2 separate regions of the Homo sapiens genome follow, and region 2 is linked to region 1. Evidence: read pairs that join two places in POLR2A ChIA-PET (ENCODE). Cell type or tissue: GM12878. All regions are shown on one strand. Each heading gives the region's core, and the rest is flanking DNA. Links, peaks and the distances in the headings are about the cores only. Region 1 overlaps IL1R2 (interleukin 1 receptor type 2). Region 2 has its middle 61 kb from the start of IL1R1.

Region 1 (9,126 bases), core at 1,127-9,126:
GTCCAAGTACAACAATTTTTATTTCTGTCTATTCCTCCTATGTTTTTGATTATTAAACAGTTACTATAGTTGAAATAGAAAAATAGGAAAAATGGAAATATAAAATATAGCTAAATAGCTAAGTTAATTTGGACTAAGTGATTATCCCCATTTTTCAGATGAGAAAATTGATGTACTTTGAGATTAAAGGATTTGCCCAAGATCACAGAGGCACCATGTGGCAGTGCTTGAACTTGAACTCACAAAGTCTGCCTTCAAAGTCCAAGTTTTTAAGTTTTCTCCTTGTCTAGATGCAAACAAATGTCAATATTGTAACCATAAAAATTGTACAAAACAATGTATAATATTTCCTTAACACTGTAAACATTTAAGTCTTACAATTTTGATAATTTGGTCATTATAGTATTGATCATTATAATTGATAATTGCTGCATAATTTTTCATCATTGGGGTAATAAGTTTTATTAAATTATTTTATATCTCTAATGATTTTATTTTATTAAATTATTTCCTAAGCTAAATTCCCAGGAGTAGTATCACTGGGCATCTCTCAAACCTTGTTGTTATGTACTGGGGAAGAGAGTGCTGATTTGTGGCAACTGCCAATTTCTGTGGTGTAAAGACTCCACAATGGCCACAGATTTTAAGCTACCAACATGACATCACTGAACAGAGCCAAGAAGAGAGGCACATCCTGGGCTCTTGCAAGAAGATGCAAGCTGGTCCAGCACCCAACTGACTTGGCTCATGTTGCCTTTCTTCTTCCCAGCACCAAATTATAAATTGAATTAAAGTGTGAGAGTGTTTCATAAAAACTTTTAAACACTTGATAGTGTGTGAGTGCACTGGTATCTCAAATTTGCTCTAATTTACATCCCCTGGTTCTTACTGAAAGTGTCATTTTTCCATGAGTTCCTTTATGTGTGTCTCTTCTGCAATCCCCTACTCACATTTTTTCATCTGTAGGGTGATGATGCTACTATAAACTGAATGTTTGTGTCCTCCCAAAATTCATATGTTGAAACCCTAACCTCCAATACAATGGTATTAGGAGTTGTGGCCCTTGGGAGGTGATTAAGTCAGGAGGGCTGCCGTCTATTAGCCAGGAAGTGGGCCCTCACCAGACACCAAATCTGCTCGCACCTTGATCTTGGACTTCTCAACCTCCAAAACTGTGAGAAATAAATTTCTGTTGTTTACAAGCCACCCTAGTTATGGTATTTTGTTGTAGCAGCCCAAAAAGACTAAGACACATGCCTTTTCTATGACTTTGAATAACTCTACACATGATAGTTACTCATTCCTTGAACTTGTCTGACACAATTTTGTCTAAACCTTGCTTTTGTTATTTTGTTGTGCAGAAATTATAATGTAATTAAGCCTACTCACCTTTACTCTTGCAAGTCTTTTGGTAATGAACAAGAGAGAGTTCATCCCATCTTCATTTATTCTGCAAATATTCATTAAATGCCTGCTTTGAGGTACTGGAAATACAGCTGGGACCAAAATAATCTCTCTGACCTCATGGGTCTTCCATTTGGGTGGGAAACATAAATTGAAAATCAACAAGCAAATCTATACTGGAAGGTCTGGTGGTGATAAAAGCTACAATGGTACAAAGCAGGGTGAGGGGACAGAGAGGAAGGAAGGTCCTCTCTGGGGACCTTCCCTCTGGGAAGGTCACATTTGAACAGAGACCTGAAAGGTGGAGTCACCAGCCGTGCTGATTTTCCTGCCATTGGAGTTTTTTTTTTTTTAATTGAACTCATTTATCTATCTGGATTTTATTTTTGGTATATGATATGAAAGAGGCTCTGGGTACATTTTATTCAGTTTGTCTACAATTCTTTTAATGCCCTTCCTTCTATTTTCAGACATGTTGTTATGAAGTTGGGTCTAATTCTCAGTTCACTAATACATTCCAATGTGTGTATTTTTAATTGCTATTTTTTGGATAGCCCTTTCCAAAAAAGTTCACCAATTCTTGCTGATTCTTCTGCTTTAGCACTAAATTATTCTTTTCAGTCTCAAAATGAACAACCAGCTTCCTGAAAGGCAAACTATGTCTTAACCATCACTGTATGTACAACATCTCCCATAGAGTCTAGTCAAAATAGACTCATAATATGTTTTTGTTGAATGAATGTCAAAACTCATGTAGATGTTTTCCACTCTCATGCAGGCCTAAGAGCACCTCATTCTGTTAAATAGGTCACAAGTAGCAGACAGCTACTCACACCCACTCACAGGCACATCTACTGTTGTCACTGATTTTTAGGGAAAAAAAAAACAGAATGTAAGACTTTAGTCCTTTACTACAAAGCCACTATAAATGTGGCACCTTTGGTAGACAACTGAGGCAAAGAACAGAGTCCCTCAAAAAGACACAGCCACTTCCATAAGAGAAGACGTACGGAGTTTGTGTTTGAATTATTTCATTCCATTTATTTCACTTGGGATAGGATTGAAAGTCTTGATGATGAGGCCATAGCACAGTCAGACCATCTGCTTTTCCAGTTCTGTGTTTGCACCGTCTGTGCATCCATATTCCCCCCAAAACCAAGAAGGCCAGTGAAAGTGGGGCCAGCACAATGCCCCAGGAGAACGTGGAGGAGGCTGTGGGAAGAACAGAGTCACATCAGGAGCTGAACAGTCTCTCACTGTACAAGAGGACAGGGCAATGCAGGTGTACAAGATAAGAAAGAAATTGGAGTTTGTTTTTCTTGATAAATGTGCATTGATTTTCAGAAAGCACATCCCTCACACCAACATGGAGGATATTTGAGAGTGATGTCTGTGGCATTAGAGAAACGAGCGTGATAGGGCAAAATCTGTTAGAAACATCGTAGGGTAAGTGGGCAAGTGCTGAGGGTTTAACTTTGTTCCAACAGTGGGACACTGTGCGTTTAAGATGCTGTCTGTTTATGTCACAGTTGGCCAACTGTGACAGAGCCAGGAACAATCTGCCCTTTTCTAATGAGCATGGGTGTCATGAGGATCAAAGGAAGTAGCAAAGGAAAATAAATTTTGAATAATGGAGCTGCAGGGGCCAACACGATTGCTTGGGTCCAGCTATTTTATGTTCTGCTCCTTGGCGTCTCTGTGTTATGGAAATACAGGAAGAGACTCTGAATAAAAAGTTAAAAAGCAAATGTGAGAACAGAGTGTTATCAGACACATTGTTGATGAGACTAGAATCCTGCATTTTTAAGCTATTATCTATCACAGTCTGTTTAGTCATCCAGGAATCGACATGACCTCAGCCTGTTGCTCCAGAGGATTCTCACATTTTAAAACCCCACAAAGATTAGAAATAAGTTCAGCTGTAATATTCTGGGCAGCTGTTTGAATACACCTCTCAGTCCTGGTGAAAGACTTACAGCCTGTGTTCCCTGGATCAGTCACGGCCAGCCACATGCAGGGACAAGGCTCATGTTATGGAAAATTTTAAAGGTTCCCAGCATCAGGGCCAGACAAACCACAGGTTCCTTGGGCTCACTAATCTGACCCCGAGAGGGAACATTCTGATTTTTGTGGGTAAATGTGTACAACCACCATCTCTCCCAGCCTGCTCATCTGGAAATGATCTGAAACGCCACCCTTCACATGTGTGCCCTCATTCTCAAACTTCACTGTGAAAGGAGCTTTTTGTGTCACAGGCTGCAGCCTCTCCCTAGGAATATTTGACAGGGTGGATCTGGAGTAAGTCCTGAGATCTGTGTTTGTGACCAGTGGCTCAGGTGAGTGTGAGGCTGGTGGTGCACAGCGCACAGTTGGAGGAAAGTTGGGTGCCATTCCCTGTCCTGAGGCTGGAACACATCATTGGCTTTCCAGTTTACACTGTGTTTGTGGCTGCCTCCCCAGCAAAACATGGAGACCTGGAGCAATTTGTATTTATGTTATTGCTGTAAGATTGTCCACGAGCCATCACTGAGATGCTGGGAATCACTTTGGCTTGCCTGCCATTAGCTACAGGCTGTCAACAGAGACTACATTCAAGGCAGCTCTCCCTCCTGCTCAACAATTAAACATTGATATGAAATCAATTTAATCAAAAATGATAATGTGGGTTTTCCTCTTCTTCTTTTTAAATGTCCTTAAATGAACACTGGGTTGATTTGGCTGTAGCCTTGTACCTATTTCCGGTCATATAATGACTTTGACCCTAAAGCTGCCCTGAACCCTGGGTAGCTCCCAATCCCCAGCTCTTAGAGGATGAAGTTTCTCATCTTCAGGATAAAGAACAATCCACCCTCTTCTAGAGGCCATGCGAAGACAGCTGATTAGTGACCCAAGGCAGAGCCACATGCAGACAGAGTATTTCGAAGTTTACTGTAGAACCATTTCATCCATTTTCCAAAAATCAGCTTGCTATTTAAATTTTTCATTTGAGTATAATCTCCCAAAGTCCAGCCTCCACCCTACCAAAACTCTTTAAAAATGGGAGGTTTCTTTTCAGCTCTCCACTAGCAGACAATGCAAGGGAATTTCTATGGAATCATTTGGAGAACAAGTAGATTTGTCTAGTATCCATGGAACATTCAACATGTTATATTCTCCTATAGTGCTCCCCAAAATACATACATACCTTCCTTGACTGTGGTGCGTAGTGTCTGAAAACTCAGGGTATTATGGACAACACATTTAAAATCCATGTGCAAATCCTCTCTTGTGACAGGATCAAAAATCAATGGCACTTCAATGTAGTTCTCATTATTTTCTGAATATTCCCTGAGTTAAAAAAACATTCACTTAATTATGATTGTATCGAATGCAAGCTTGTCTTTCACAATGTAGACATCTAAACACTCTCCTTTAGAAGTACCCATTGCGCTTTTATTGTTTTCAAGTTTCATAAAGTTAGGAGCTCTTGCCACCATACTTGTGATTCATTTGGGACAGTTTCTAAGCCTGTCCCTGAAGGCCTTAGTGTCACTGAAGTTGGCGGTCACTGGCATCAAACAGTTGTTACACTACAGGGTTAGATAATGGGGAAGTTCATCTTTTAAGTCTCTTAATGAACAACAACAACAAAAAAAAACAGTCATGGGAACAGAAACGTCTAGTTTGAGGAAACTTGAGTCCCTCACCATTAAATCACTTGTATATTGAAGGGCAGGGAGTTTCCAGGACTCCAGCCCTCAGTGGTGCCGTCTCTTCTCATCTCTACTGCTGACTCTCACTCTGGAAACCTGCAGACAGCCCAGGGGAATGGCTGTGGCCAGGATAGCTGCCATTTATAGTGTTAGAGGAATCTGTAGACACCTCACTACTAACTGTTAGTGTGAATAAAAACACAGATGAGTGGATCCACTAGGAATATTTTTGTTCTATTTGTAGGGGGAATATAGGTTCCTTTAAGTAAGTGGATCATATGAGTAAGCTGAGATGGGCATTTAGTTGTGGCCAGGTCTTTTGCAATGAGAACTTGCAAGCACATGATTGTGCTACCCACACATAGTTTTTATCCACTAAATTACATCCAGAAAGATCTTTTGTGATAAGTCTTTCAAAAAACACAACCATTTGGCAAGCAAAAGCTCAGGCTAATTCAAAGTATCAAAACTGTAATTTTAAAAAGAGTTACAATTTGGAATGTTGAATGGTCTCCCTCACAGGCAACAAGTTCCCACTTACAAAAGGTCTGATTGTTCGAGTCTCAGAGTAAGAAAACATTTTCTAGAGATGACTGCTTATGAGAACTGAATTCTTTCTTTTTTTTAATTATTAACCTCCCTTAGAGATTGTGGCAGCCCACAGCTCCCTGAGAAACAGAAGAGGTACTATAGATACTGTGGCTAGGTCTCAGGGTCTTTTTAAGGGTTTATGAAAATGTTTGATAGTCAGGTTGCAGAGTGGAAAATGGAAAGATATGAACTCCAAAATATTTTTTAACTTGCGAAAATAAAAGGATCAATGTTTAATGAAACAGCTACAAAATGCAACATCAATACCAACATGTCAACTGCAACTCAACTTTTAAGTATTTACAGAGAAAGTTTGATTCTCAAGATAATTTTTAGCAAAATACAATTTTTTAAATTCTAAACATCCAACAGTTTGGAATCAAAAAAAGTAACTTTTAATGTGGTATGTGGGTCATAGTGATAACTGTCTCCAAAAGGAAGAGCGAAACCCACAGAGTTCTCAACAGAAGACCCTGGCCCACTTACTGGCGTGGCCCCTCGGTCACGCGGCCTCCCGGGTAGGCGCTCTCTATGTGGGTGTCATTGGCCGTCCACCACAGCATGGTGGTTAAGGGTGTGCCGGTTCCCAGAAACACCTTACACGGGATTGTCAGTCTTGACCCTGTGGATGGCAAGGCACAGCACGTCAACTGCAGAACCAGCACCTCCCACCCACCAGCAAACCTGAGCCCTGAGTCCCTCCTCGGCTTCTCAAACACCCCTCACCACCCAATTCTTTCCTTGGTAGAAAATTTAGTTTTCTCAAATGATTCTGTTCACACAGAGCTTTACTGTTTACGAAGTACCTCTGGTTCCTACAACTGGTCTTCATGGCAGGCAAAAACCAAGAGGCACCTGAAGTTAAATGGCTTCACCAGGGCCCCTGCGCTCCCACGGGACATGCTAAATTCAAGCCGACTTCCTCTGCCCCTCACTTCAGTTACCTCAGAAAATCCAGATCAATGTGTGGATTCTTTCTCTTTGCCTGAGGCTGGTCTTGGCTCTAATGTTTCTCCTGGGAACTCTCCATTCCCAGATGACTCTGACTGGGGATCAACCCTTCTTTAAAAACTCGTGTTTTTTTTGTTTTGTTTTGTTTTGTTTTTGAGATGGAGTCTCGCTCTGTCGCCCAGGCTGGAGTGCGGTGGGGCGATCTCGGCTCACTGCAAGCTCCGCCTCCCCGGTTCACGCCATTCTCCTGCCTCGGCGCCCCGAGGAGCTGGGACCCGGGCACCCGCCACCACGCCCGGCTAATTTTTTTTGTATTTTTTAGTAGAGATGGGGTTTCACCGTGTTAGCCAGGATGGTCTCGATCTCCTAACCTCGTGATCCACCTGCCTCGGCCTCCCAAAGTGCTGGGATTACAGCCATGAGCCACCACGCCCAGCCAAAAACTCTGTGTTTTCTATAGATGGTGCCCTCTGCAGTTGTGCAGTGTGATGTACTGGGTCCCCCTGCCTCAATCATAGGAAATTATTTTTTTTTTCATTCACAAAGAAGAGTAGAAGGAAAAGAAGAAGAAAACCTTCTCACTTGTTTTTTCCTCGTGGGTGATATGGCTCCCTGTGGTGTGTCTTTTAATGCACCTGGCCCCACCACGGGTTGAGAATGCCAGCCGTTCTCCATCCTATGCCACTCCTATGACCTTAAAGATCTTCCTCAGCCGTAACAACCTACTAATCAGTGTCACGTGGCCCCACCACCCATTCCAGTGCATCCAAAGCAACTGATTGGGAACTGGGCCTGGAACTTGGCTGGGAAGCCCCAGGGAGCCAGAACACTGGGGCTCCAGTAGGTATCACCCATGTGCCCATTGCCCCAGATTTCCAGGTGGTTGTTCCTAGAGCTGCAGCCATGGGGACTGCACTGTGGCAGTGGCAACCCAAGTGCCAGCCAGCAGTCCCAGCAACTGCACAAAAGCCCTCCTCCTCTATGGCCTCCAATTCAAATTTAAAATTTAAACCAGCACTAAACAAAAGGAAAAAGCAAATAAATTGTTTTTTAAAAGACTGTGCAGCCAGGGTTTCATAAATGAGTAACAGACCTACAAAAACACTACCCAGAAACAAACACATAAAAGGATGCAGGTTTTATAGGCACACAGACCTGAATCTGAACTCCAGCCTGACTCTGAGCATGGCCTTTTGGCCTCCACTGAGCCAACGTGATGCCCTGGGTGGCTTTTTCCTTTTGGAAAATTGAGAGAATAAAACCTACAGGGTCTATGTTGAGATTGAATGGGATCCCATTGGACATAGTGGATCCTCAATAAACATCAATTCCGCCCCACCACTAGCATCAGTTGGTTGTTAGTACAGTACACTTACGTACCCTCACTGGCCACTAGTGTGGACCTGTGCTGGCCAGGATGGACTGTACCACATGGAGTGAAAAGCAGAAAGCCCCATTGGTCATTTTCATGGCACCATTCAACCAGCTTACCAGCTCTTCTGGCAACAAGAAACTGACCACAGCTGAGCCCACTTTACAAATGGAGTCTTAGAGAGAGGCAGAGCGCCAGCCAAGTTTTGGTGATGTGAATTATTTTAAATACACTGAGGGTGCTGGCTCTGCCTGGGGTTCATGCTGTTCATCTTCTCATGCAGTTGATAACTGCTGCCAGAACGTTCAGATTTTCACATTCAGATTTTTATAGGTAGGCTTTGCATGAAGCAAAGTATACCTGTTTTCAGATTATGCCATTTCTAACCAAACTGGCCAAAGGGAAATATTTCCTCACACTTGTTATTCCAGCCTCACACACTGGAGTTCTAAGGTCTCCACCCAGGCACATTGCACCCAAGGAGCAGGTATGATCAGCAGACGCAAGGGTCCCAAGCCCCCTGCATTGGGATACCAGGCACCCCCACAGGTGCGTGGAATGCATGGTCCTTGTGGGCCTTACCCAGAGAAGCTGATATGGTCTTGAGGGGGGAAATGATCACAGGAATGGTCTCTTCTTTTTTTTCTGAGAAAGATGTAAGGAAAAGAGATTCCGTTAGGAAAGCCTTCATTTGACGCTGTGGTTCAAGTCATTGTTTGGCTAATCAACTAAGTTATCCTTTCCAGTATGGCCAGTCATTATGAGAGTCAGGCTTTGTCTGGCAAAGGAAACAGGCTCTCTACAAAATCGAGCATCCTTGGCCAATGACTTTCCCAGCAGAGCAATTACTGGAAGAGGCCACAGCCAAACACACATTCCGCTGACAGGAGGTCTTCAGTCCTTGCTCTATGATAAACAATTAACCATTTCCCTCCCAGACTTCCTGAAAACAATCATGTTTATGAGGTCCACGAGATAGATTTTCCCCGAAACTTGACCTGACCTAAAATACCTTCTCCACCTCTCCAAAGTGCCTGCCACAAAATACTCAAGACTCAGTTCTTCTAGAAAAGGCACAGGGCTCAAGAAACACCTATTTGGAAGGCTAGTGTGTAA
Region 2 (10,573 bases), core at 1-8,000, 57 kb before region 1:
CACAGTTGAAAGATCACAAAGAAAAAAAGTCTGTTGAAAAATAAACAGAGCCCCTGGCTCTGCCAAAATATATGTAATTAAAATCCCCAAAAAAAAAGAGGGGGAGAAAGGCGTAGAAAATATTTAAAGTAATAATGACTGACAACTTTTCAAACAGTGAAAAATATTAATTTACATATTCAACAAGCTCAATACAACCCAACAAAGAATAATCACAAAGAAAGCACATCATAAGCAAATTGTTAAAAGCCAATGATAAAGAAAATATCCTGAGAGCAGCTAGAGAAAAACGACCCATCACATACAGGAAATACAATGAAGTGATTAACAACTGAATTCTTATGAGAAAGTACGGAGGCCAAAAGGCATTGGAACAACATACTCTAAGCACCTAAAGAAAACTAAACTGTCAATTAAGAAATCTTACCCAGTGAAACCACCCTTTAAAAATTAATGCCATTATTTGCAGATGGCATGATTGTTTTTCTGGAATATTCACAAGCATGTACAGATTATTAAAATCAGTAAACAAGTTTAGCAGTGCTAGTGGATAAAAGGTCAATATTAAAATCACTTTTATTTCTATCAACGAACAAGTCATAAATGAAATGTTTCAAAAATTACTTCATGTACAAGCTCACTAAAAATAGTAACCACCTAAAAATAAAGCTATTGCTGACACAGACAGTGATTCTTCTGAAAATATGAAAAACATGTAAGTTCCCTACACTGAAAAATTTTAAAAATTGCCAAGAGAAGTTAAAGAATATCTTATAAATGGAGCTATACAATGTAGCATGTTCAATAATTGAAAGATTTGATGTTGTAAAGTTGTCAGTTATTCCCAAATTGATTTATAAATTAATTGCAATCCCAATCAAAATCGCTGTTGGTATTTTGTGGGAATTGACAGGTGATTTTAAAATTCATATGAAAATATTAAATGCAAATAATAGCTATGGCAATCTTGAGGAATAGTAAAGACTTACCCTACTAGATAGCATTTTATATCAGGGCTATAGTAATTAGGACAGCATTTCAGTGAAAATTTATACAAACTGGCCAATGCAATAGAATGAATAGTCCAGAAAAAGACTCATACACACCTACATAGTTACCTGATTTATGCCCAACACGCCACTGAACTGAAGAGAGAAAAGAGTATTCATTTCTCTAAATGGCACTGAATCATTTGGATAGTCAAATGGAGAAATGAAAATTGAACCTTGAGCCACTGCTTAATACCATATCCAAATCTTAATTGTTGGTCTGCAGATCTGAATGTGAAAAGTAAAACAATAAAGCCTTTAAAGAAATGCACAGGAGAAAATTTTTATGACTTTGGAGTAGGCAAATAGTTGTAAAACAGACACAAAATATTCTAATAATCAAAGAAAGACTATTGATAAATCAAGGTGTGTTCATCCAAAGACACCATTAGGGAAATGAAATGCAATCCACAGAGTTGAAGCAGGTATTTGGAATAGATACTGCTGACAAAGTGTTCTTACCCAGAATGCATTAAAAACCACTGCAAATCAGTAAGAAAAATCTAGGTAACCCAATAGAAATACAAACAAAAGGTTGAACTGATCCTTAACAAAAGAAAATATTTAAATGGCCAAAAAATAATTTGAAAAAGTGTTCAACTGCATTAGCCATTGGGGAAATTCAATTAAAGCCAGAATGAAATTGCGGGACACTCTTACCAGAATGGTGAAAATGAATAAGAGAAAATATTAAACGCTGGTAAAGATTTCCATCAGCTGGAACTGTCAAACATTCCCACTGGAAGTACATATTAGCAGAACCATGCTGTGTGGCAGCAGTAACTACTGCTGAGGAACAAATACATATCTTATGACTCAGTAATTTCACTCACAGGTACAAGACCAACAGAAAATAGTAGAAATGTCAACCAAAGTATGTATACAAAAATACTCATAGCAGCCCTATATTTATTAGCCAAAAACCAGAAACTATCCAAATGTTCATCAGCAGTACAATGTATTAATAAATCATAGCATATTCACAAAATATGATTTTGTGAAAATTAATTTAGTTGCCCATGATGAGTTCACTGTTCTGTGTATGCATTATACTTCATTTAAAAGTTTGAAAAGATCCATATTATGTATAAGACTGGTTAACTTTGTACGGGGCGATAAAATCATATCATCTTTGGGGATAATTTCTCAACCAGGATTTTTACTACTGTGAGTTGATTCCGAGCAACCTCTATTATTACAGGGCTGTACGCTGTGTGTATTTATTTTAGTTATTGATTGTGTCAAACCAGACCACCAGGCCATAAAAGAATCATTATTTTGCTGCATTTCCATGTTTAGAACAAATGCCTCTTTTTCCAGCATTCCTGGGAACCAAGGAGGAAACGCACAAAAGATGTCAACGGGCTGTCTTTAGTTTAACTGAGCTTCATTTTACTGGATTTTTTGGTTAGGGTTTTTGTATGGCCTTTCTCATTTGCGCCTCACATTATAACTGCTACATCTTAGTTTTGCAAACAAGAAAATTGAGATTGCGAGAGATTCAGAGTCGCAAGAGATTCAGAGTCGCAAGAGATTCAGAGTCGCTATGAGGCCTTGGTCAAGACCACAGAGCTAAAAGGCAGGGCAAAAACAAAATTAATATTTAGCTAAAGCACATATTGCTATTTCCACTTTTTTTTTTTTGAGGCGGAGTCTTGCTCAGTCGCTTAAGCTGGAGTGCAGTGGCGTGATCTCGGCTCACTGCAACCTCTGCCTCCCAGGTTCAAGCAATTCTCCTGCCTCAGCCTCCTGAGTAGCTGGGATTACAGGCGCCCATCACCATGCCTGGCTAATTTTTGTATTTTTAGTAGAGATGGGGTTTCACCATATTGGTCAGGCTGGTCTTGAACTCCTGACCTCGTGATCCACCTGCCTCGGCGTCCCAAAGTGCTGGGATTGCAGGTGTGAGCCACCACACCTGGCCGATATTTCCACTTTTAAAAAGCATTAGCACAGCTTGTAATTGTTTCTAAGTACCTACTAACTATAGTTTTAGGTACTAGAGGAAAACTCCTAAGTGTGTCATCAGGTGTCAGAACAGAGGGACCCAAGGATGGAAGAGCCCGTATCTGTTTGTGTCAAGGCCAGCTCAGGGATTACCCTTGACCACTCAGACATTCCAGCTACTTCATGAAAGAGAACTAGTAGGATTACACACAAGGGAACAATATTACTTCACCCAGAAATACCTCGGCACTCTGGGGAACACACCATCCATCTGGGGAGAAGGTACCTACCCAAAAGGAAAAAAAAAGTTCTATTCTAGACACTGTCAGTACGAGTCATCAGCTGATGTGTGGAGAATTACATCTACCTTGCATTTTTTTCCAAACACCCACTCAAAGAAAGTGTCCTCTGAAGTGTGGAAATGAGTCAGTGCATGAATCTCACTTTCCTGATGTGGCCCTAGACCTTCTTAGAGTTTAGAGTAGGACTAAGTGTCCTCAGGAAATCAGTCAGCACTTGCTGGGTGCAGAAAATCCCTTCATGCGGAGCATCAGGGGTGCAAAGTCACGTGCCAGCCCTACAGAAGCTTACCATCCCATTGGAGTGGCCCCCTCTGGTCCTCATGACCAGGAATCCTGATGTTTTTGACATTGTTCCTGTTCGTTCATAAAATTGGCTGAGGTCCAAACCTCAGCCTTGAGTACAGTCCCTGAGAGGAAGTTGTTCTTCATACACAAAGCTCTGGTTTCCTAACATGCTTAGTGATTAGAAAAATTTTAAAACTCTTAACAATCTCTGAGAGTACCCAGCCAGCGAGGTTACAGCGAGGCTAGCAGCTCTCATTTGCACTGACCGAGCAACAGTCTACAACATCTCCCAGCAACAAATAGCTCAGTGAAGACAGCCCTGCTGATGGCATGCTCGCTTGAAATATTTAAAAAAGAGAGAGAAAGAGAAATACTATGGCACAATAAGACTCTCTGTCTCCAGGGCGTTTGTTCTGTTTTGTTTTGTTTGATGAAGCAGTTTGAATAAGAAAAATCAAGAAAACCACTACTTCCGTTATCACCTACCTCATGTTAAGTGCATGGAATTATCATGACACTATTCCTAAGAAACTACTTTTACTTTATGCTGATTCTGAAGTTCTTATACCAAGTAAATTAATGATGTTTGAAAACAAAAAGAAAGCAAATGTCCCACCTCAATCCAAAACATTCCAAGATGCACTATACATCCTTGGCTTTAGAACAAACAAGATAATCCTTTTTGAGAAGATTATCAGCAATTTTTTTCTCTTGTGTTTTTCTAACAAACAAAATGGATCACATGGCAAATATATCTCCAGAAATAATATTTAAATTAAAGGATTAGATTTATCCTTTAATTTATCCTTTAATTTATATTTATCCTTTAATTTAATCTAAATTAAAGGATTAATTAAGGCAATGTATAGGAAGGGAAGCAGAGACAAAGATAGTTATAAAGCCAAGAAGGAACAGGAGAACATTTGAAGAAGGAAAGGGAGGACGAGGAAATGAAGAAAACCTGGAAGTGAATGCCAAGGTGTTAGGTTATTTGCCCACATCAACTGACTTAGCAGCTCCAGAGGTGGGACCTAGGAATCTGTGCCCTCCAGGTATTCTGAGGCAGGCTAACATTTGATAAACAATAAACGAAAATGCTCTGTAGCCCATGTTTTAACTTCTTTAAAAGTAGAACTGCCTTTACTCTCTTTCATTCTTCCAAAGCATCCCAGGCAAATGGGCCATTGATAATGATGACTGATGACTGGGTAGTTCATCTCACAGCCACCAACGTAATCAAGAGAGGAAGCCACTGGAGTTGCTCAACCATTAAGCCCAAATCCACTATCAAACTGAAGCCATTAGGACTTCCAGTGTAGCCTGCAACACATGTGTTTCTCTGATATTCAGATGAGAATCAAGTCGCCATTCAGGCCTAATTCGCCTTCGCCTTCTAAACAGGGTGGGGGCAAATCCCCTAGCCCTTTTCTTTGTCAGGAAGCTGGATATTCACTGATAGATGGGGTGCTTTTCAAACCACTGACCCCAGGACAGGGAAGGAGCTGTTATTTCCTGTCCCTTGTACAGTTAGTCTAACTCAATCCTCATTCGTACTCTAGAATGAAAACTTGATCATTTGTAGAGCAATGCCTGAAACCACCGTGGAGCCAGGCTGGTAGATGCCCTGGTACATTGCAGGTTGGAAGATTATTTCCATGGATCTTGGGAGAGCACCAGATGCAGGCCATTGGGTGTGGTTCAAACTCTTCCATCCCAGGCTCCCTTAGCTGGTTGTAACTAATTCAGCATATTTCTGCAGGATTTGCAAAAATCTCTACAGTTAGAAATAGATACTCTCATATATTCTTATTTTAATGAGAATTTTATTGAGATGTCATTCACACAGCATAAAATTACCCTTTTAAAAGTGTACAATTCAAAGGGTTTCAGTATATTCATAGAGTTGCGCACCCATCACCACTATCCAATTTCAGAGCATTTTCATCACCCCCAAAAGAAACTTCATACTCATTAGCAATCACTCTTCGTTCCCCTTTCTTCTAGCCCCTGGCAATCTATATACTACTTTCTGATTCTATAAATTTGCTTATTCTAAGCATTCCATATAAATGGAATTATACAATGTGTGGGCTTCTGTAACTAGCTCCTCTCACTTAGCATAATGCTTTCAAGGTTCCTCTATGTTGTACTGTGTATAGGTAGTACTTCACTCCTTTCCATGGCTGAATAATATTCCGTTGTTTGGATATACTGCATATTGTTAATCCATTCATCCATTAATGGACATTTGGGTTGTTTCTATGTTTTGGCTATTTTGAATAATGTTGCTATGAAAATTGGTGTACAGATTTTTGTGTTGTTAATTATGTCACATAGATACCTAGGAGTGGAATTGCTGAGTCATATGGCAACTCTATGTTGAACATTTCAAAGAACCACAAACTATTTTAAAAGTAGCTGTACCATCTTACATTCCTTCCAGTAATAAATGAGTGTACCAGTTTCTCTATGTCCTCACTAACATTTATTATTTCTGGCCTCTTTCATCCCGTCATTCTAGTGGATGGCATCTTAGTATGTTTTGCTTTGCGTTTGCTAATGACCAGTAATGTCGAGCATCTTTTAATGTGCTTAGCAACCCTTTATCTATCTTCTTCAGCGAAATGTCCATTCAAATCTTTTGCTCACTTTTTAATTGGGTTGTCTTTTTATTGTTAATTTATCAGAGATTTGTGCATATTATGGATACAAGTTCATTATCAGATAATTTGCCAATATTTTATCCCACTCCATGAGCTATATTTTCACTTTCTTAAGAGAGTACTTTAAAACATGAAAGGATTTAATTTTGGTGAAGTGCAATTATCTATTTTGTTGTTGCTTGTGCTCTGGCGCTGTATACTTAAGGAAGCATTGCCCAATTCAAGGTCACAAAGATTTATATTTATATTTCCTTCTAAGAGTTTTGCAGTTCTAGATCATACGTTTAGTTCTATGATTGCTTTTTGAGTAAATTTTTGTGTACAGTATGAGATAGAGATGCAAATTTTTTCTTCACATGTGGATATCCAGATGTCCCATCACCTTTTATTAAGAAGATTATTCTTTCCCCCACTGAATTGCTGGCATCTTTCTTGGAACCAATTGACCATAAACGTAAGGGCATATTTCTGAATTCTTAATTCTATTTTTATTGATTTTTATATTTATACTCTGAGAACATCCTACTGTCTTGGATACCGTTGCTTTGTAGTAAGTTTTAAAATGGGAGTGTAAGTCATTGACTTTGTTATTTTTCAAGATTGTTTTGGATATTCTCCATCCTTTGCATTTCCTTGTGTATTTTATGAGCAGTTTCTCAATTTCTGCAATAAAGGCAATTTGGATATTCATAAGGATTGTGATAAATCTGGGATACATTTGGGGAGTACTGCCATCTTTAAAAAAGTTAAGTCTTCTGATTCATGAACATGGGATGTCTTTCAATTAATTGAGCGATTTTAAAATTACTTTCAATAATATTTTATACTTTTAGTGTACAAGTCTTATACTTCTTTTCTTAAGTTTATGCTATTTTATTCTTTTTGAAGCTATTGTAAGTAGAATTGTTTTCTTAATTTCATTTTCAAATTTTTCATTGCTAATATATAAAAATACAATTAATTTTCATATATTGATTTTGTATCTTGCAAACTTACTGAGCTTGTTTAGTAGTCTAATAGTTTTTAGTGGATTCCTTAGAATGTTCTATATACAAGACCAGGTCATTTGAGAATAGAGCTGGTTTTTTCCAATATGAATTTTATTTCTTCTTGCCAAATTTCCCTAGCTAGCATTCTTAGTACAATGTTGAATAGAAGTGGTAGGATTAAACATCCTTCTCTTCTTCCTGATCACAGAGGGAAAGCTACTGGTCTTTGATCATTAAGTATAATGTTAGCTGTGGGGTTTTTTGGATGCCCATTATCAGGTTAAGAAAGTCCTCTTCTATTACTACTCTGCTGATTTTTGTTGGTTTGTTGTTGTTGTTGTTGTTGTTTTTAATCTTGAAAGGGTGTCAGATTTTATCAGACATTTTGTCTGCATCTATTGAGATGATTATGCAATTCCATCCTTTATTCTATTAATATGTTGCATTACATTGATTGATTTTTGGATGTTGAAATAATGTTGCATTCTTAGGATAAATCCCACTTGGTCATGGCATATGATTCTTTTATAGCTGCTCTATTTCATGTCCAGTGTTTTGCTGAGGATTTGTATGTCTGTATTCATCAGGGATATTGGTCTTTATTTTACTTTTCATATGATGTTTTCATCTGGTGTTGGTACCGGGGTAATACTGACTTTCTAGGATGAATTCGCAAGTGTCCCTTCCTTTTCAACTTTTTGAAATAGTTTTCTGAAGGATTGCTGCTCATCTCTTTTAAATGTTTGGTGGAATTCACCAGTGAAACCATCTGGGCATGGGCTTTTTTCCTTTTTTTTTTCTTGTGTGTGTGTGTGTGTGTGTGTGTGTGTGTGTGTGTGAAGTTTTTTGACTGCTAATTCAGTGTCTTTATTTATTATAGTCCCATTCAGATTATCTATTTCTTCTTGATCCAGTTTCAGTTGTGTCTTTCTAGGAATTTGTGCCTTTCAACTAGGCTTTTTAATTAGTTGGCATATAATTTTTTCGTAGTATTCCCTTATAATCCCTCTTATTTCTGTAAGGTCCCCTCTTTAATTCCTGATTTTAGTTATTTGAGTCATCTTTCAATTTTTGATCAGTCCAGTGAATGCTTTGCCAGTTTTGTTTATCTTTTCAGAGAAGATAACCTACATTTGGTTTGTTGATTTTCTCTATTTTTTTCTATTCCCCATTTTATCTATTTCTACTCTGATCTTAATTATGAACTTCCTTCTGATATTTGGCATTTAGTATTCTCTTCTTTTTTAGTTTATTAGAGTGGAATGATAAGTCATTTAAGATCCTTTTTTGTAATATACTCATTTATTTCTTTAATTTTTTCTCTATGTATAGCTTTAGCTGCATCCCATAAGCTTGGTGTATTGTGCTTTCATTTTCTTTAATCTTACAGTATTTTTAATTTCTCTTTTAATTTCTTCTTTGACCCATTTGATATTTAAGAGTATATTGTTTAATTTTCACATATTTGTGACTTTCCTAAATTTTCTTCTTTTATTGATTTCTAATTTCATTTCGTTGTGATCAGAGAATATACTTTGTATGATTTCTCTCTTTTTTTAGTGTACTAAGCATTGTTTTATGTCTTCACATATGGTCAACCCTGGAAAATAGTCCACATGCAGTGGATAAAAATGTGTATTTCACTGTTCTTGTGTGGAGTGTTCTGTATATGTTAGGTCTAACCTGAATGTCAAACTCACAATGCCTACGATCCAATAAAAAATTACCATGCATGCAAAGAAGCAGGAAAATATAACCAACAGGAGGAGAAAAATGAATCAATCAAAACTGATGCAGAACTAACACAGAGCAAGAATTAACAAGCAAGGACATGAAAACATTTATTATGACTATTCTATAAGGCCAAGATGCTAGAGGAAAGATCAAGCATGTTGAACAGAGACACAAAAGAGATTTTTTTAAGGTAAAATAACTAATTGAGATAAAATCAGCTGTATCTTAGATTTGAGAAAACACATTAGATTGTATTATGGCAAATTCACATTACAAAAGAAAAGATTAGTAAACTTCGGCCGGGTGCCACGGCTCACACCTATAATCCCAGCACTTTGGGAGGCCAAGGTGGGTGGATCACCTGAGGTCAGGAGTTCAAGACCAGCCTGGCCAAAATGGCAAAACCCCATCATCTCTAAAAATACAAAAATTAGACCAGCATGGTGGCAGGCACCTGTAATCCCAGCTACTCAGGAGGCTGAGATGTGAGAATTGCTTGAATCCAGGAGGTGGAGGTTGCAGTGAGCTGAAATTGCACCACTATACTCCAGCCTGGGCAACAGAGCAAGACTCTCTCTCAAAAAAAATAAAATAAAAAGAAAGAAAGAAAAACAAAAATTAGTAAATTTCAAGACATGGCAATAGAAACTACCCAAAATTAAGCGGTGAGAAAAGAAGATTGAAAAAATGAGCAGAGCATTAATGAATTGTAGAACAATGTAAAATATCCAAATATATGTGTAATGGAAGTCCCTCAAGGGGGGATTATGAGAGAGGAATTAATAGAAAAAAAATTTGAATAAATAATGGCTACAAACCCCCCAAATACAGTAACTGTAAACCCACAGATCCAAGAAGGGCAACAAGCCCTAATACAAAAAATATGAAGACAACTACACTAAGGTACATCATAATCAAATGCTTACAATACCTGCTAAAGAGAAAATCTTAAAAGCTGCCAAAGAAGAGCAAAAAAAAGAAAAAAGAATGACAGCAGATTTCTCATTAGAAACAATGCAAGCCAAAAGACCCTAGATCAATATCTTTAAAGGGCTAAAAGAAATAATTCTAGACCTATAAAAATTTATGCAGCAAAAATGTCTTTCAGAAATGAAGATAAAATGAAGTCATTTTCAGACATCTATAAACTGAAATAATTTGTTACCAGCAGACCTGCACTATAAGAAATGTTGAAGGAAGCCCTCCAGATAAAAAGAAAATTATACCAAATGGAAACATGAGGTGGGTGGATCACGAGGTCAGGAGATTGAGACCATCCTGGCTAACACGGTGAAACCCCGTCTCTACTAAAAATACAAAATATTAACCAGGCATGGTGGCAGGCGCCTGTAGTCCCAGCTACTTGGGAGGCTGAGGCAGGAGAATGGTGTGAACCTGGGAGGCGGAGCTTGCAGTGAGCCGAGATCACACCACTGCATTCCAGCCTAGGCGACAGAGTGAGATTCCATCTCAAAAAAAAAAAAAAAGAATACGAAGCAATAGAAATGGTAACTACATGGGTACATAAGTAAGATATTTTTATTAATTAAAACATTTCAAAACATAACTGAAGCAAAATTAAAAATGTATTGTGGGTCTCATAA

Evidence for each region. Peaks named below come from ENCODE experiments on the same cell type or tissue, not always from the same donor. Only the 100,000 strongest peaks of a DNase experiment are listed, where the experiment ranks them.
Region 2: POLR2A ChIA-PET joins it to region 1 with 17 read pairs; 7 of 35 experiments call an interaction of 5 or more read pairs at or near these places.

Annotation. Positions count from the first base shown.
Region 1 is chr2:102,021,716-102,030,841 of GRCh38, reverse strand. It overlaps IL1R2 (interleukin 1 receptor type 2), which reads right to left. Exons shown (of 9, transcript NM_004633.4): 6 at 8,593-8,655; 7 at 6,174-6,309; 8 at 4,589-4,731; 9 at 2,298-2,616. The coding sequence ends at 2,450. Among named protein-coding and RNA genes, the nearest start is that of IL1R2, 34 kb to the right of the region's middle. In GM12878, for the core only: no CTCF peak of the experiment used is centred there; DNase peaks (open chromatin) are centred at 5,071 and 5,601; H3K27ac peaks cover 2,074 bases.
Region 2 is chr2:102,076,064-102,086,636 of GRCh38, reverse strand. It overlaps a transcript of IL1R1 not described here. Among named protein-coding and RNA genes, the nearest start is that of IL1R1, 61 kb to the left of the region's middle. In GM12878, for the core only: no CTCF peak of the experiment used is centred there; DNase peaks (open chromatin) are centred at 3,426 and 5,962; H3K27ac peaks cover 614 bases.